Regions from separate parts of the Homo sapiens genome. Here region 1 is linked to region 2. A link is a contact called in ENCODE Hi-C data. All regions are on one chromosome and are shown on one strand. The core of a region is the stretch at or near the end of the contact, and the rest is flanking DNA. Distances in the headings are between cores, read along the strand shown.

Region 1 (2,700 bases), core at 93-2,592, 320 kb after region 2:
TATTAGGGAAAGTGGGGTGAAGGGTTTCTAGGAACTCTGTACTATTTTTGCAAGTTTTCTGTAAGTCTAAAATTAGTTCAAGATTAAAAATTTAAAAATAGGCCAGGCGCAGTGGCTCATGACTGTAATCCCAGCACTCTGGGAGGCTGAGGCAAGTGGATCACCTAAGGTCAGGAATTTGAGACCAGCCTGGCCAACATGGTGAAACCCCGTCTCTACTAAAAACACAAAAATTAGCTGGGTGTGGTGGCATGTGCCTGTAGTCCCAACTACTCGGGAGGCTGGGGCAGGAGAATCGCTTGAACCCGGGAGGCACAGGCTGCAGTGAGCCGAGATCACGCCACTGCACGCCAGCCTGGGTAACAGAGTGAGACTTGGTCTCAAAAATATATATATATATATTAAAAAATAAAATAAATAAATAAATCCAGACTGTGTTCTCCTGAAAGCCGTGTGTGAGCTTGAAAAATCTTAAGACATATAAAACTCCTGCCTGATTTTACCATGCTTTATCACAGAATCAAACAAGCTTTTAGAGATCAAGCCCCACTCTACCCACCCTCAGCTCATTCCCTTTCCCCTAGAACCACTGTAAGGCCTCTGGTTGGAGGGGCATTTTCCTTCTTGAAACTCTTCAGGATCAGACTCCCTACAACCTCCTTCAGTAGCTCTTTAGGGTGATGTATTCCATTGATGACTAATAAATATTTATAAAGCACCTTCTGTGTGACAGATCCTATCTTTAAGCTCTGAGGATATAGAGACCAATAAAATATGGTCCCTTCTTTTAAAGAGCTTAGAGTCTCCTGGCAGGGGATGGGGGTGTGGATGGGAGGGGGGAAGCAGATATGTACCACTCATGAATACAAACTAAGATATTTCAAGTATGTGGAGGGGAATTAAGGAGAAAGCCCTCTTGGTTTCCAGCTGGGTTAATTCCATCTGGGCTTAGGGAGGGCAGGAAAAATCTTCATAAAAGATTGTCTTAAAAAAGAGAAAAGTAGGTGTTTTGTAGGGCAAATGGGGTTCTAGCACTCCAAGAAGCAGAAACTAAGAGGCAGGGCTTGAAATTAGGGGGTGGGAAAGGGGGAACTTGTGGAAAGAGTTGGCAGAGTTTTGTTTATGGAGGAACCCAGATGCCATTTTTTAAAATACAGGTTTTGACTGGATTCTGTACTGGAGAAGAAAATGCAATAAAGCAGGGGTCCCCAAACCCAGGGCTGTAAACCAGTCTGTGGCCTGTTAGGAGCTGGGCCACACAGCAGGAGGAGAGCAGTGGGTGAGTGAGCATTACTGCCTGAGCTCCACCTCCTGTCAGATCAGCAGCGGCGGCATTAGATTCTCACAGAAGCACGAACCCTACTGTGAACTGCCCATGGGAGGGATCTAGGTTGCGTGCTCCTTAGGAGACTAATGCCTGATGATCTGAGGTGGAGCAGTTTCATCCTGAAACCATGGACAGTAGATTAGATAAAAATATTTATCTGTGTTAAAGTTATTGTAGTTGTAGTTACTGTCCTGTGATTCAGTAAGAATATAGTTTCATTCTTGGGAAATATACTCTGAAGGGTTTACAGGTAAAGGGCCATGATGTATGCAATTTATTCTCAAGTGGGTAGAACAAAAATTTTGTGTGCATTGCGAGGAAAACAAATGGGGTAAAATGTTAACAACAGGTAAATCTGGGTAAAGAGTATGCTATGGACTGAATGATATCCCTCCTCCAAATTCACATGTTAAAGCCCTAACCTCCAATGAGATTGTATCTGGAGACAGACCTATGGAAAGGTAATTAGGCTACAGAGGTCGTAAGGGTAGGGGTCTGATACAATAGGGCTAGTGTCTTTTACCTCTCCCCCACACACCCTAGCAAATGACGACACAGGAAAAACGCAGCCATCTAAAAGCCAGGAAGACAGCCCTCACCAGAAACCAAACCATTTGATCTTGGACTCTCCAGCCTCCAGAACTGTGAAAAAAATAAATTTCTGTTAAGACACCCAGTCTATGTTACTATGTTATGTATGGTAGCCCAGGCAGACTAAGATAGGATCTATGGGTATTCTTTTGGTATTCTTGCAATTTATGTAAATTTAAAATTATTATAGATTAAAAATTTCAATTATCCCTAAAATGGTAGAAGAAGGGAAATTTTTTAAAGATACAGGCATCTTAAATGTTTTATCTTAGATCAAAACATACAAATGCAGACTTATTTAATACAACTTGTTGAGAAGACAGAACACTATCATATACCATGGTTCCTCCACTTCATGATTACTGTATTATGGAATAGATTGGATTCAGGCTGTGCCTTAACCCAAAAAGTATATTTGGACCACAGCACAAGCAATTTTGGCTCTGCATTTGTTTTCCCCTTTTTCTTCTTTATCTTCAACTATTTTTTTCCTATAGCATACACACAGTCCTCAACTTTTGATGGTTTGACTTACGATATTTTGACTTTGTACAATGGCGCCAAAGCTACATGCATTTAGTAGAAATCGTATTTCGAGCACCCATACTATTCTGTTTTTCACTTTCAGTGCAGTATTCATTATATACATGAGATATTCAACACTTTATTATAAAATGGGCTTTGTGTTAGATAATTTGCCCAACTATAGGCCAATGTAAGTGTTCTGAACATGTTTAAGATAGGCTAGGCTTACAATGATGCTCAGTAGGTTAGGTGTATTA
Region 2 (2,739 bases), core at 153-2,652:
TATATGCAATATATTATATATATATGAAATATTGAGACCAGCCTGGCCAACATGGCAAAACCCCATCTCTACTAAAAATACAAAAAATTAGCTGGGCGTGGTGGTGGGCGCCTGTAATCCCAGCTACTTGGGAGGCTGAGGCAGGAGAATCACTTGAACCTGGGAGAAGGAGGTTGCAGTGAGCTGAGATCAGGCCACTGCACTCCAGTCTGGGCGACAAGAGCGAGACACTGTCTCAAAAAAAAAACAAAGTGTACAGAGTTAAGTGTACAACTGGATAAGTTTTTCAGTTTTGTTTTTGTTTTTGAGACGAGACTCGCTCTGTTGCCTCCAGGCTGGAATGCAGTGGTGTGACCTCAGCTCACTACAACCTCCACCTCCTGAGTCCAAGTGATTCTCATGCCTCAGCCTCCCAAGTAGCTGGGACTACAGGAGTGTGCCACCACACCCAGCTAATTTTTGTATTTTTAGTAGAAATGGGGTTTTACCATGTTGGCCAGGCTGGTCTTGAACTCCTGGCCTCAAGTGATCCGTCTGCTTTGGCTTCCCAAAGTGCTAGGATTACAGGAGTGAGCCACCACACCCAGCCTCAATTGGATAAGTTTTAACACACATATACACCTATGAGACTATCATCATAATCATGATACTGAACTTATTCACATCCTCATGCCCTTTGGAAATCCCTTTCTTCTGCCTGGCCCCATACCACTCATCTGCTTTTTGTCACAATGAGTTAGTTTGCATTTTCTAGAAGTTTATATAATTAGAAGCATACAGCAGGTATTTTGTTTGTTTGGTGTCTTTCACACAGCACAATTATTTCAAAATTCATCTGTGCTTTTTTATGTATTCATTCCTTTTTTTATTGCAAAGTAGTTGAATTCTTTTCCTGTGGCCACTCTAACAAATTACCACAAACTAGGTGGCTTAGACAGCAGAAATTATTCTTGCACATGTCTAGAGGCTAGAAGTCCAGAATCCAGAGGTCAGCAAAGCTGGTTCTTTCTGGAAGCTCTAAGGGAGAATCTGTTCCCAGCCTCTCTCTTGGTTTCTGGTGGCTGCCAGCAATCTTTGGTGTTTCTTGGCTTGTAGCTGCATCGTTAGATTCTGCGTCATAGAAATGGACAGTGGAAAAGGAAATACAGAGAGACTCATGGATTAAGGTGAAGAGGATGAGGGAATAAGAAAGACAAAATGGAATAAATTGGAAGGGGTTAAAAGGAAGTGAGGAGAACTTTGCACCTCTGCCTTTCAGTCAGCATTTTTTAGTTGTTCTTTTGGCAATTTACTCCAACTTGGATTTAAAATTTATGAGAAAAAAAGTCTCTGTTCCAGCAAAGGGATTGCCCAACCTACTGTGTCAGTCTAACGCTGACTCCATGACTGAGCACCAGATGGCGCACTGCCCAGAGCCAAGGGACCTCCCTGGTGGCTGTAAAGAGTTCAGTGCACAGACTCAGCCACTCTTAGGTGACTTTCCACAATTGCAAATGAAACTGAGCTCAGCCTACTCAACCTTCCCTTCCTCTTTTAGATCACTGAGAAAGTCTACTGTCCCAACCATATGCCCTTTTTCGGAGCAAAATTTCTCAAAACGGCTGCCGGTAGCTGCTGTCTCCTCTACCTCACGTCCCATTTTCTCCTCAACCCACTCCAGTCAGGCTTGTGTCCCCATCTTCTCTCCTCGGGTCAGCAGTAGCCTCCGTGGTACCAAATTCAATGTCCACTCTTCCATCCTCTTGCCGGACTGTTGGCCTCATGATGCCACACTTTCTTGGACTTCCTTCTACTTCACTGACCCCTCCTCTTCAGACGCCTTCGCTGGCTCCACCCAGCCTTCTCTTCTCCAACTGCTATCTCCCCCGAGGCGATGTCCTCAGCCCTTCTCTATCATCAGAGGTGTAACTTCCAATACTAGGTCATAAAAGACATTGTAGTTTCCCTCTTGCTTACATACTCCAGGGGAAGTTAGCTGCCATGTCCTGAGGACACTCAAGCAGTCCTACACAGAAGCAGGCATGCCAAAGAAGTGAGATGTATTGCCAACTTTCAGAGAGGAACTGAGGCCTCTGCCAACAGCCATGTGAGTGAGCCATCATGGAAACAGATCCCAGTCAAGCCCTCAGCTGACACAGCCTGTTAGTGACTTGATTGCAGCGTCCTGAGAAATGCTGATTCAGAACCACCCGGCTAAGCTGCTCCCAGATTCCTGACCTTCAGAAATTGTGTGAGATAATAAATATTTATTGCTTTAAGTCCCTAAACTTCGGGGTGAGTTGGTATATAACAATTGATAACTAATACACCCATGCTGGCCTCATCTTTCAATACTTCCTCGCCTTGCTCCCACAACACTAGTGTACCTAAAACACACCCAACTTGTTCCTGACCAACACCCTGTCTCATTGTTCCCTCTGACTAAGACCCTCGCTCACTGGATCTTCTGGTTCCTGTCATTCAGGACTTAGTCTTTCCTGGCATTCTCTGTGCCTAAAACAATTCAGGGAACAAAGTAGGTGCTCTATAAACTTTTATTGAATAGAACTATGAATAAAATACTTTAAACAGTATTTATTGGAACCATAATCCTTGAGAAGATTTTGTCAATTTCTGAGGTTAAAGTCTAATTTTTCTGCTAGGTATACTTAGCTGCCCTGTTGACTTAGAATGTTGCAACTGTATTCAAAGTTTCAAAGGACAAATATATTGAAACAGCTGCTGTGTGCAGAGGGAAGG

The links. Hi-C counts contacts between places; a loop is a spot of excess contacts on that map. Pooled maps may share reads with other maps.
Region 1: a pooled map shows a loop between it and region 2 (2.2-fold over the local background). The contact joins two enhancer-like sites. A Hi-C loop is called at or near these places in 1 of 168 maps with a recorded cell type or tissue (K562) and 3 of 50 pooled maps.

Annotation. Positions count from the first base shown.
Region 1 is chr6:53,042,934-53,045,633 of GRCh38, forward strand. The region is part of intron 1 of CILK1 (ciliogenesis associated kinase 1); the gene reads right to left. Among named protein-coding and RNA genes, the nearest start is that of CILK1, 18 kb to the right of the region's middle. RefSeq lists an enhancer at 1,139-1,693. Within about 2 kb of position 1,343, at least 5 of the 41 ENCODE cell types and tissues checked have a DNase peak (open chromatin) inside an H3K27ac peak, as active enhancers do.
Region 2 is chr6:52,723,214-52,725,952 of GRCh38, forward strand. No RefSeq gene overlaps it. Among named protein-coding and RNA genes, the nearest start is that of GSTA2, 39 kb to the right of the region's middle. RefSeq lists a silencer at 1,393-1,442. Within about 2 kb of position 1,403, at least 17 of the 41 ENCODE cell types and tissues checked have a DNase peak (open chromatin) inside an H3K27ac peak, as active enhancers do.